Linked DNA regions of Homo sapiens: region 2 is linked to region 1. The links are chromatin contacts, found by Hi-C or POLR2A ChIA-PET in ENCODE. All regions are on one chromosome and are shown on one strand. Each heading gives the region's core, a stretch centred on a gene start or an enhancer-like site at or near the end of the contact. The rest is flanking DNA. Distances are from core to core; before and after follow the strand shown. Region 1 has its middle 120 kb from the start of DIRC3-AS1. Region 2 has its middle 35 kb from the start of DIRC3-AS1.

What was found. A loop is a pair of places that touch in the nucleus more often than their neighbours do. ChIA-PET counts read pairs that join two places held with the same protein, here RNA polymerase II (POLR2A). Pooled maps may share reads with other maps.
Region 2: a loop to region 1 is called in a pooled map, with 2.1 times the contacts of the local background. The contact joins two enhancer-like sites. A Hi-C loop is called at or near these places in 4 of 50 pooled maps. POLR2A ChIA-PET finds 5 or more read pairs at or near these places in 3 of 52 experiments (A673, AG04450 and T-cell).

The regions. Positions count from the first base shown.
Region 1 is chr2:217,159,307-217,165,899 of GRCh38, reverse strand. No RefSeq gene overlaps it. Among named protein-coding and RNA genes, the nearest start is that of DIRC3-AS1, 120 kb to the left of the region's middle. RefSeq lists an enhancer at 4,160-4,454. Within about 2 kb of position 3,184, at least 4 of the 41 ENCODE cell types and tissues checked have a DNase peak (open chromatin) inside an H3K27ac peak, as active enhancers do.
Region 2 is chr2:217,244,811-217,251,403 of GRCh38, reverse strand. No RefSeq gene overlaps it. Among named protein-coding and RNA genes, the nearest start is that of DIRC3-AS1, 35 kb to the left of the region's middle. Within about 2 kb of position 2,948, at least 21 of the 41 ENCODE cell types and tissues checked have a DNase peak (open chromatin) inside an H3K27ac peak, as active enhancers do.

The DNA.
Region 1 (6,593 bases), core at 1,935-4,434:
ATGAAAGCATACTTAAAAACTTCTCAAAAATACAGATTGAGTCTATGTAATCACCACACCATTTGAGAAAGGCAAAAATTTAGTCAATTAAGTTATATGTTAGTCTGAATAAAATCAACAAACAGATTATTTGGGTCAATGAAGAAGTATCTTACGCAATTCCAAAACAGCCAATCAAATTCACTCAGACAAATATGAATCAACACAAGGAAAAACAATCAGTCAAGAATGCTGCTTTGGATCATGAAAATCAAACCCTAAACTGAAGGCTTGAGTTTTTAACTTTTCAATAGTTATGTTTAATATTGTATAGAAGATGACTCCTTTGTTATCATAACTGTGCATGGGATATACTTTTTCCCTAAAGATGATAGACAGATAGAGAAATTGATAGACAGACAGACAGACAGAATAATTCAGATTGAGTGTCATATAAATGACTTACCTAATTGGTTAAACCAGAGGTTCTTGCTGCAGCAGGAAAGATAGGAGAAGGTCATTTTTCTGAGGCAAGGTTTAGCTCTTTGGAGACAATGAACACCTGGGTGGTTTCCTACAGAGCCAGTTGAAATCATTAAGAAAGATGGTCTTTTCTTTCTAGTTTCTTATTAATTTACCTACATTCTGAGTTCTGGATCCATGACCTGCATTTGTTTTTAAATTTTCTTTTTAAAAATAAAATATATATTATATATTCATGAGGTATAAAGTGATTCTCTCTCTCTCTCTCGATGGGATCTCACTATGTTGCCCAGGCTGAACTTTCATTTCTGGGCTCAAGCAATCCTCCTGCTTCAGCCTCCTGAGTAATTGGGAATACAGGAGTGCACCACTGCACCCAGCTTGAAATGTGATGTTTTGATATATGTTTACATTGCATGGCCTCTGTTATTGTACTATGTCAGAACCTTTCTAACTTTGATCATTTTACTTCCATTATCCTTGTCACGTTTGACCCAGCCATTGCTCTGAGACTCTGTCCTTCCCTCGTGGAACAATGAGAGCTCTCACCTTTTGGTTCTGATTCCATCCCAACCCTTCTCCCCAGGAGTCTTGCTTTTTCTGGAATTGATCTATTTATAACATTGCCTCAGTTTTTAGGTTCTTCTCAGTGTCAGCTATGTTGAGTCTGTTAAAGATATCTTGGCTATTTGACTTGGTTTTCATCAAGTTCCTTGGCTTCTACCTTTTAAATGACATTTTTTTTTCACATAATTGTTATTTTTCTGGGCTCTGGCCACTGATTTCTCCATATTCTCTATTTCTTGACTCTTTCATTAGCTTAACAGCATAACTTCCATCTTCACTCCCCCAGTTCTGTTTTCAGAGATCTACTTTTAATGGCTAAGCCCAGCCCAAATTGACAGTGTCCATCCTCTTTGCAAGCCTTGGGCCCTCCCTCACTACCCCCAGCACAGACTTCATCTTCTAGGACAGTCCCCAGTGCTACAGGGGAGGTGAGTTCAAGAGAAAGTGCCCCAGGATCTTCTTAGCATTATTTTCCCCACAGTGGGACTTTGAAGCTGCCTTTCTAGCCTGCCTTCCAGCTGTTAGCAAACACACACTTTTTAAAATTAGGAAATGAACATGATAGTTCTACTCCCAGCCAGGAGCTCATCTAGTATGCTCCAGGAAAAGGATGATTAATGGAGCTAAGGCTTTATGTCTAAGCCAGGGGATGGCAGCTTGTGGGGAATAACTGAGCCACACCAGCCCGCCACAGCCTCAGATCAGGTGAACTGCACATGGCGTTAGGCCCACTGGAGGCCCTTAAAGTTAGCCAGTGGCCTGGCAGAAAGTGCACACACAATAAGTGCCTGGTGGACACACATGGCCCAAAGGAACGGGGCAGTTTTTCAATTCTTCGGTTTATATAGAGAACCAACCTACACAACCTTGGCCTTCAGAATCTTGCCAGCAGTTAGAGTATCCAGACTGGCTGTCCAGACCACCTAAATTACATGGATAAAAGCAAAAGATTTCCTTCACTGAATACCACGTGGACTTGTTTCCAAGTCCTTTTTGGGTTTGAGGCCTTACTTGTAATCATCCCTCACAAGAGGGGGGAAAAATAAAAGAAAGAAAAATGTAGGGAATTTGAGTTCTACTTCACCAAGGGCTTAGGATGGAGAATAGGAAAGTTCTGCAGGATCTTGGCTGAGCAGTGGTTTTCTGCTTCTTTAAACGTCAAAATTAACCTGATTGAGTGAACTATTCAAAAAGCACATCCATCAATTTTTGTTTCATCTGAGGTTTGGAGTGCCAAGGACTTACAACATAAGGCCTCAGACCACTCTGGTTTAATGCCAGGGGATACTTAGGGGTTCCTGGGGATGGTAATTATGATCATAACCCTCTGCCTGCCAAACTCCTATGCACTACACCCAACCCAGATGCTACTCTTCCTGTGAGATCTTACCCAGATCCTCTCTGGTTCCTCTGTGGTCCTCTAACACTTGGTGTGGCTTCTTTGGCTTAACTGGACAAGTCACCACGTTAATTCATTTATTTTCCTTCATTAAAAAAATTGTTCACCCATGACCTCTGCAAAAATAAATAAATAAAATAGAAAGAAATGCGTAAAAACAAAACCTACCCTTTACTCTCTCCTCTCAGAAGAGAGAACCACCGTTTGTAATCAGCACAAGGAAAGTGGGAACACTAAAGAAATCACTATAAGATAGCAGCTGCCCTCAAAACTAAAACCAGTCACTTTAAAATACATGCTCCCGTGTGATCCCTGGATGAGGTTCTTTTCTCTTTAGTAAAACGGAGATTTTCAGGATTCAACCCGGAGAGGTAAAATCACTGAGCTTATAAATGAGGAAACTGGAATCAAAGACCTGAATTTTTGTCTTTTCCTTTTTCCCACCATGTTGTGTCCCAGTGTGCCCCAGCATCCTTAGAGACAAAGGCCTGGAGGAAGCACAAAGAGACTTCTATTTTCATCTTTTGGTTCTAGCAAGATGAGGATCAGCAGGCAGGCAGACACACTTGGGAATAATGGCTCTGCTCTCTCAACCGAGCCCCCGCCCCAGTGCCTTCATCCCCACTTTGGGGTGACCTCGGCAGAACAAGCTCTCTCTGTAATGATCACTTCGTCAGCAGGGGCTGTGTATTTAGTAGCAGGAAATATAAGCTTTTGTGGTCAGTGTGACGTCACCCCACCCACTAAACAGGCCTTTATAATTTGACCACAAAAAGGCTTGAAAGGGATAGACACATACACGCAGGGAAGGAGGCGATAGGACTGTCAACAGTTGTCTGTGTAGTGAAAGGAGCATTGTGTCTTCCAAATGTTTCCCGAAAGCCTGATGTTTGGTCTGCTGTAGACAAAACATCTGGATGATATATGGCGATTTCTCTTTGTATTTGAGTGCCCCAACTCATCTCCTTCCTTTCTCCTCTCTCTTTTCTACCTCTCGTTTTCTCTTTTCCTCATTCCCTTCATCCTCCTGCTTCCCTTTTTTCTCTTTTTACTCTGACTTAATCTAAAATAGACAAGTATATATTTTTAAATCATTGAGTTGTTTTCAAATGTTTTCACATGATGTGCATGTGAGCACACACATACACACACCAATTTTACTGTTATTTTCCTAGATACTTTACTGTTAGAGGGAGAGAAAAAGGAGAAGGGGTGACAGAGAGAGAGTAATTTTAAAAGACATAGCTAACATATCAATGTATCATTAAAAATTGCTTTCCATAAATGTCTTGGTTTTATAACTAATTCTGTAGAGGAGCAGAGCTAAATGGCCCAGTACCTTTTAGTGTCACATTGTGCAAGTTCAAGATAATATACTGCTGGATATTTCACTTTATCTTTTGTTTTCCTTTTTATTTTAAATGAAGAAAGGCACATGCTAGGCATTAATATGAACACTCCCATTAAGTACAAAGAGAAAAATAAAATAAAGATTGATTGACATGGACAAGTAAACAAAAAAAGCAGATAACCTGAAAAAGGAGGGTAGAGAGAAACTGAAAGAAATTGTCTATACGCTACCTCTGTATAAACTTTTTACTAGTTTTTCAGATCTTTGAGCCTAGGAGGGGAGAGAGAGAAAGAGAGAGAAAAGAGACAGAGAGAAAGAGAGAGAGAGAGAGAGAGAGAGAGAGAGCAAGAGAAAGAGAGATGAACATGAGAGGTGATGGCTGACGTGTCTGACCTCTGAATTAGGCTGCTGGAAAAATATGGCTTCCCCTGATTTGTGCCGCTGTGGAAAACCCCCTCCCAGGACTTCAAGCTTTCCTCTGAGGCACAGGCAGCAGGAAACACCTGCTTCACTTCTCCCCTGATGTTTTTTCCCCTTTTAGGGAGTCTGGGTCTCCTCCCCCTCCCTTTCTGCAGTGCACAAATGGACAAGCAGTTTTCCACATGCCCCAATCTTTCCTAAGAAAGGAAGTACGGAATCATCTATTAGCGACTGATGCACTTTGATGGCTTCCTTACCCCCACTTCCTTATTTTCTCTTCCAATTGACCTTTATTATAGCTTCCTCAACCCAGTTCCGCTTCCCAGCTCTTGTACTAATAATATTTTTCTCCAGAATAAATGAAGCATAAGAAGTCTATCCAAAAAAACTGAGAGGCAAGTGTACATACTGTTTGTCATGATTCCTTATTTTGGGTTTTGCCATTCGCCTCCCTGCAACAAAGGGGGAAGCAAATGCAATTCCAGTTTGGAAAGGCATGACAGACAGTTGCAGTATGCATCAGATCAAGATAGCAGCCTTCAAATATCCTCCCAGTGGAGAGGCACTGAGCTATTAGCAACTTTCTTTTTTTTCCTCCTTCTTTTTTTTTTTTTTTTTTTTTTGAGACAAAGACTCTCTCTGTTGCCCAGGCTGAAGTGCAGTGGCATGATCTTGGCTCACTGCGACCTCTGCCTCCCGGGTTCAAGAGATTCTCCTGCCTCAGCCTCAGGAGTAGCTGAGACTACAGGCGTGTACCACCACACCTGACTAATTTTTTGTATTTTTAGTAGAGACGGGGTTTCACCATGTTAGCTAGGATGGTCTCGATCTCCTGACCTGCCTCAGCCTCCCAAAGTGTTGGGATTACAGGCGTGAGCCACCTCGCCTGGCCTATTAGCAACTTTATACAGTAGCTCTCAATCAATACAAAAAAGAGCACCCAAGAAACCCTCCACACAACCATATGAAAAATGTTATAACAAATTTTAGTTAATTAAAATAATTTAGTTAATTAAAATAATTGTGAAGCCCAAGAAGTTTTCATCAGGCTTGCAAAGACCACTGAGGGTTGTTACATGTCTAGTTCCCTTTCTCTAAATAGAAGAACATCTATAGCACTGTTTGTAAAGCTATCTCCTCCCCAGAGCTTCCTTCCTCTGCTGGCTAGTAAAAAGAATCCTTGGGTGGAAAAAGCCGTAAGACAGAGAAGACAAAAATACGTAAAGTGTTATTTTTCATTCTCCACAGGATGGCCTCTATAATAGCAATTCCTGGTCAATTCAAAGTATATTTTGCTTTATGAGAAGAAGGAGGGTAGTATATTAGAAATAGCAGTGGTCAATAAATCTTAATGAGTCACTGAAGAAATCGGGGATATAACCAAGACACCTTGGTGAGTCACCTCCTTTCTCTAGACAGTTTAATAACTCATAAAATGGGAGGATTAAACTAGACAATCTCTGAGGTTACTTGTATCCATGTTTTGCAACATATATGAGAGGACGGAGCCAACTATATTATTTAAGTAGCTCCTAGAAACAAAGAAGAAAATGGGAGACACCCAAATAAGAAAAAATTACAGAAATTAAAAGAGGTAATTCATGAAAGAAATACTATATTACGTCAGTCAACTTACAAACAAATGTTCATCCTTGCTAGTGATCAAAGAAATACAAATTAAAACATAGGCTTTCGTGGTTACCTCATAGCCTGGCCAAAATGGAAAAGATGAACTTTCATAATTTTCCATCATAGCATTGTTTATAATAACAACACATGGGAAACAACACATATGTCTCATTATGGTATATCCATTTATTGGAATCCTACCACCTATTAAAAATGATATGAGTCTAGGGCCGGGTGCGGTGGCTCACGCCTGTAATCCTAACACTTTGAGAGGCTGAGGTGGGTGGATCACGATGTCAGGAGATCGAGACCATCCTGGCTAACACGGTGAAACCCCATCCCTATTAAAAATACAAAAAATTAGCCGGGCATGGTGGCATGCGCCTGTAGTCCCAGCTACTCAGGAGGCTGAGGGAGGAGAATCACTTGAACCCGGGAGGCGGAGGTTGCAGTGAGCCGAGATCATGCCACTGCACTCCAGCCTGGGCGACAGAGTGAGACTCTGTCAAAAAAAAAAAAAAAAAAAAAAAAAAGAAAAAAAAAGATATGAATCCAAATGCCTTAACAATGGAAATATGGCTACCATATATTAAGGAAATAAAGAGAAAGTTACAAAACATGTATGCCATATCTCCACTTAAGGAAAATGTATGTATATATGTATGTATGTGCACAGAAAAACTTCTGAATGGACACCTACCACAATATTAACAATGGATATCTCAAGGTGCTGAAATAATTGTACAGCAGTCTACTTTATTCTTT
Region 2 (6,593 bases), core at 1,699-4,198, 86 kb before region 1:
TGAAATGTAGTCACTAATTTTGCAAGGTTGACCAGTCTCATATAGTCCTAATATAAATACAGGAGAGTTGTTTGGATCAGGGGATTGTGTTGCCCTGATCATTTCCTTGGCTTTCTCCCTTCCCTCACTGGCTGCTTCCTCACTGCAGATTTGCCCAACATACATGCATAGACACCACACAGAGGATACCCTTTCTTTCTCCCACTTGTCAGCTAAACCTTCTCCCTTTCCCTGAAGTGATTCTCTACCATCACCATCTCTCAAAAATCATGCTAAGTTGCAACAATTGTTTTTATTTTGTTCCCATAAATGAGATATTAACAGTTCAGGTCTCTAAGGTCTTTCATTTCAATCAATAATACATATTCCTGAAATTCTAAATATAAGTGGCCTCTGACTTTACATTTCTCAAGTCTTAGACAAGTATGCATGCAGTCTATAAACAGACTATGTGTGTGTATGTGTCAGAGAGACTACACGTGTGTATGCATATTATATACATGTATGTATTGAGAGACAATGACACATATGATCAGTCAAGAGTAGAAATATATTTTCTTCTACTCCTTCACTCTCCCACCACTTTTGTCTCTGGGACAAAAGCTTTGCCTCCATCCCCGCTTGCTCACATCCACCCCTCCCTTCTTTCACTCTGACTTCTAACCGTTTTTCTCCCCATTAACGCCCCCCACCTTCATTTTAAACCCAGTTTTATCTGGATCCTCTCAAGGAATTGCACTGTGATAGTCAGTGCAGAGACCCAGCCTCCAGGCTAAACTCTGGTGTGTCATTTAGTTACTAAGGACATTAATCTTCCTCCTTAGTTCTCTCTTAAGGATTATTTAAATTGGGCAGATTGAGAATCCATCTATTTCTTTAAAGTCCAGTCCATGAATAGCTGTTAACACAATGCTAGAGTTTAAGGCATTAAGCATGTACCTGCAAGTACTTTGCAGTTCTTCATTTCCTTCCCTCTGGGAGTGCTTTCCAGTAGACAGGGGGAGGGGAGGGAGCAGAGCCTAAGTAAGCTGATTTATCTGGAAAAGCACTCCTCTCCATCTTTGCCATTTTAATAAAGCTTAGCTTGGGGAAAGATTTGGAGGCCTTCAGGAGCAGGTCCGTTAAAACAATTGAGGAGTGTGTGAAACACAGCTCAGGCTCTGCATCCCAGTCTTCAAACTGACGTCACCTCATAAATCCACAGGCACAGCCTGGACCCATCAGCGAGCTGCTTTTTCAGGAGATTAATTATTTGTTCAGACAGGGGTCAGGTGGAGGGTCTTTGAAAGATTCCTTCAGTGTTTTGCCCCACCCCCCTCTCATGGGGGTGAAAAATGGAACTCTCTGTACAGCCAAGATGTAGAAAGAACACTGCGTGCAGAATCAGAAGGGACGTGTGCAGCGTTTGACCCACACTGCCCAATTAAGACAAGAGGGGACTGAGGGGCCAGAGAAGTGAAGGGGCTGTGCATTGGCTCTCCTTACCTTGCTGTCCTAAGGTTATAGGTTTCCAATTTGTCCCCAGGGCAGACTTCAGTAAGGCTGAAAATGCAATAAATTGAGAAAGGCATGGCGTTAGGGGAAGCCATCTGACAGAAGGACATTTGGACAGTGTCTGCAATCCAAGGGGGTCATGGAGGCTCTGGGAGGCCTCACTGTCAGCCCTGGAGCAGAGGTTTCTTTCCAGGAAGTGCCGGGCTTTGCACATCAACCACCTGGATATGTCTCTGGGGAATCACTTAGACACACTCAAGAACAGCAATCACTTAACAAAAAGCAGAAGAGAGGGAAAAAGGCTGAGGTGCAGCAGTTGTCAAATGCATGAGAGTTTCCAGAAGGAAGATTGCAAAGGCTCTGTACTCTCAGGGCAAGATAATGGGAAGGGAGATTTTCTGAGAAAGGGGGTAGGGATTGATTAAACTGGAGTTAGTCAGAAAGGTACTCAAATTTTGTTCACCCATTTTAGGAAAGTTTTAAACAGTGGTTTGTTAGTAAATGGTTAAAAACTGTTCGTGGCGGAGGTGGGAGGTCGGTGGGGTGGCTGTTCTACTTATCATCTGCTGATTTCTGTGGTGTAAATACTCCCTTTGACCCTGATTTCAAGCACCAATGTGAGGTCACTGAATGTGGAGTTGGGAAGAGATGGGAAAAATAGGCTCTTCTGAGCTGGTGCAAGCTGGCTCCAGCTCACCCCTGGTTGTAATAAATATGCTAACAGGGTTCCTAAAGAATGTTCTCAATTCTCGTGCCCTAAGAGGCTACATGGTCCAGCTAAAGGTGCTGGAAGCCAGTCCTAGTGTCAATTTCTTCCTGCCATCCAATCCCAGCTATCAGTTGACAATTTGTGCACTTTTCTCTATTTCCATAAAAAGTTGAAATATTAAACAGTGCAAAATAAAGAAGTCTTGTTATCCCCTGCAATTACAAATGTATAAAATTTGACATCCTCAATTCTCATCATCATTTCTCTAATAGTTCTTGTCTTTGATAAGGCACAGGATTGGGTTGTGTTGTCAGTGAGCAAAAAGAGGAACTGCAGACTGCAACTGTTGGAACTGCAACTAGTGTGCGGTCCCCTATTTGAAGACATGGAAAGAGAAAGCCTAGCTCTTCTTTCAGCTACAGGGCCTGATCTGCGCAGCCTGATGGGAATCAGAGAGTTCTGGAACGCAGCTCCTTTCATAGCCCTTGGCTCCTCTGCACGCCCCAAATAAACACAGATTGTCAGTAGTGGTTTCAGATGAATACCCCTGCAAATGCTGGCATAGCAGGCTGGGGCAGCCACGGGTCTTACCCTCCAGGGAGGGAGCCCGGAGCAGGACTGCCACGCAGAGATGCAGTTGAAGAGGGGAAGGGGAGGGGGTCTATGAAAGCCAATGGCAGAGCCCTGTGGTTTGGCAGTTGGCCTGGGAGCCCTGGAGCCTTCTGGGAAAAAGCCAGGAGGGGAGGACAGAGTGAGGGAGAAGGGGTGGGGGAACTGCTTCTCAGGGTTGGGCTGGCTGCTGCGCCTGTCAGGGCCAGAATTGTCGGCTCTCTTCTGGAGTGACTTACTACATACAGAGAGGAGGAAAATGAACTAAGGTGCACTGGGCAAGTCACAGCCAGGATTTCCCTCCAATCTCACAATAGGGCTATGAGGCAGATTTTCATCACCATTTCTCAAATGGGGAAACTGAGGCCCCACAGGTAAGAGGATTGGCCTGTGCCACACTAATATTAATGGCTAAAGGTGAGATTTGATTTCACCCTTTCTGCACCCAAGGCCCTGATCTCCCCTTGGTTTTATGCTCCTTTTTGGCACCTCTACATCAAACCCTTTGGCTCCACCAGCCAATCTAGTGTGACACTTATTTGTCTGATTTTAGTTTGTTTCACCGTTTTGTAAACAGGTCCCTTGGTTGTTGAAGGGGCTGTCCAGGCTGACTGTGGTGGCCCCCTGTGAGGACAAGGGAAGGGACTCTTGGCCTCCAGCTTGTCTGTGTGGCCAGGATCGATGTGCTCCTGGAATCCACACCAGAGAATCTTAGCTGTGTCGGCACAGCCAGGACGTAAGTGCCATCCTCCTGCCAGAAGATTGTTAATAACACCAACAATTTCTTCGACTTCTGGCTGTGGATACCAGCAGCCTGTGTTAAGTCAACTGTGTGTCCTCACTAGCATGTTGGCGCGGGTCAGCTGCTCAGTCATAAATCCAGACATGTCTATCTATCTGTCCATCAGTCCTTGTGGCCACACTGCCCTTCAGATCTTTCCTGCACAAACATGAAACTTAACACGAACTCCTCACAAGGGCACTCAGCCCTTGGCTTTCACTTGGAATAAACAGGCAGGTCTCTAGATGCAAACACCCTGCCCAAAGTGAAACGCAGCCAGCACGGCCACCTGCTCCCTCCCCTCTTGCACTCCTCACACTTTCTGGGTCCCTCCCCACTGCCATTTTGTTATTCTCTATTCAAATGTCAAACACTAAAGTTCCTAGTTGTTTTAATAACTTCTGCTGAATTTCTACAGTTTTAATAAAGTATTCTGTTTCCATTATTGATAAGATGATGGCTTTCCTGGCTGGGAGAGTCAGTAAGAGATTTTTCTCTCACTTGAGCAGGTCTATTTTATCATCTTGCAAATAGGAATACTGTACATGGACTTCCATAGATGACAGTGATGCTACCACCCACTAATAATGATAATAAATGTTAGCTGCTACTGCAGCCACTGCTACAGCAGCCACTGCTACAGCTAACGTTTATTGAGCACTTACTATGTGCTGGGCAGTATGTATTAAATGCTTTATAAAGATTAAGTATTTGATCCTCACAATAACCCCATGAAGTAGAGCCCGTTATTTTCTCCATTTTCGTAAGAAGAAAATGAGATTCAGATGAGTTAAGTTGCAACTTACTTAAGTTTCCAAAACTAATAAATAATAAATCTGGTGCCAGAATTTGTTTTTGACCACTTTTCTATAGTGATATGAACCCCAAATATGCATGTGTATGCATGTACAAAATTAAGCTTCACTATATAAAGTGGTCATTTCAAAGGTCAGAAACTGTTCAATATCAGCAATTTCATGATTCAACCTAAAACACTTCGGCCAGAATTTTCTGAATGTGGCCACCAGACTTGATTATCCTTAGACTTTGGTGCCTTTCCTAGAACAGGCCCTCAGTCAGTAAATGTTTTCTGAGCATAAGAGTGAGGAATTGAGTGGGTGCAGGAATGACAGAGAGGGGTGTGAATGATCACAAGCAAAGGCAAGTTTCAGTTGCAGGGGGAATGAGTTTCAGGGGGCACAGCAAAGGGTGTGGGCATGTGCGTGTGTACATGTGTGTCCAAGGACCTGTGCCAGTGGTGGGTGGGTGCAAGCCCCTTTAAAAGCTACACTCTGTTATTATCTTCCCTGTGGAGTGATGTGACTACTCACGTTTCCATCCATCCTATATTTCTCATGGCTGCCACAACATAGTACCTTCAAAAGAAATAATCGAATAGACATTCTTTTGAAGAAAGTGTTATAGGCTTAGCCAACTCCCATAACTCCTTTCTAATACCAGTAACCTAGGTTGAGAGGGTGTTGGTTTCAATTCAATGGGAATTGATTTGAGAGCGAATCATCCCGTGGTCAGAGCCCCCGGAATCAATCTGTCCTCTCATCTCACTTTTGCTTTCTCTTTCTTCTCATTATCTGTTAGGATGAAAGTAGTGTAAACCTGATTCTCCTTTGTAATCTCCACAGCTCAGGGGACCTGGTAGGGAGGGGAGGCCGGAGGTGCTGGAGAAGAGTGTGAGGGAGAACGAGGAGCCTTGGGGTGGGCACCAGGCTCTCTGGGAGGAAGGCGCATCGGGAAGGCAGGTGCAGCCCAACCTTGCCAGATGGGATGTTCAAGGCACCCAAGGAGCAAGGACACCAAACCCTAAGATCCAGAAAGCAGGAAGGCAAAGCTTAGAGCTTCATTTATCTTCCCTGGGACGCCTTTGGACATGATTCAGGAAAGAGAAGGAATAAAGTCAGCACAAAGGTGTGAAAGGTGGGTCAGATACCAAGGGGGAGCAATATGTAACAGAGGACGGAAAACATACCCTCTGCTCACCCCTGCAAAGCAAGGTCACCATATGCTTTAATTTTGTGTCGCACACTTCTGTCTATAAAAATGTTTTTAATACATCTGCAAATAAATGGATGTTAATATTTGAATAATATACACATTTAGTACCATGACGATATACTATGTACATTATGAAACAGACGCAAAAATATAAATTAAAAATTGATAAGATAAAAATAAGTAAGAAAAGAAGTTATATTTTCTTTCCACACTCCCAAGGAATCATCTCATGTACCTCTGAGGTGAACTCACATCGTTCTGCAGGCCTTTGGGTTAGAACAGTGCTGCCAATAGAAATATAATGCAAATTGCATATGTAATTTACATTTTTCTAGTAGTCTCATTTTAAAATGTAAGAAGAAATAAATGAAATTCATTCTAATAATACATTTTAATCTAACCCAATATATCCCAAGTACCATTATCTCAATGGGTAATCAATATAAAATTATTAACGAGAGATTTAAAGTTCTTTATTTTGCAGCAAAGGCCTCTAAATTTGGTGTGTATTGTAAACTTATGTCACATCTTCATTTGGATAGCCCACATTTCAAGGGTTTGTCAACTACATGTGGCTAGTGTCTACTATATTAGATGGTATGGGGTTGAAGGACTATGATACCAGGAGGAATGGGAATCCTAGGGGACACTGAATTTCTGTTTGCGGTCAAGGCTGAGAACGTTAGAATAAGGATGCCTAATGCACCATTGCCAGCACTGGAACTGTAATCTTCCAGTTCCTTTAACCAGATGGCCTTAAAATAAGCACATTACTCAGGTTGCAGAGTAACATGATTCCATGAAAAAGGAACTATACATAAGTACATAAACGTATGAGCATAGCAAAAATATGCATGAACATACATTAACAATGAATACTGATCACCTTGAGGATATGGAATAGGAGGACAGTGAGCAGCAGAGTATTAAAATTGTCTACGTATGTATCTATATAGTTTGAGTTGTCAAAATCTGTATTTATTTTTA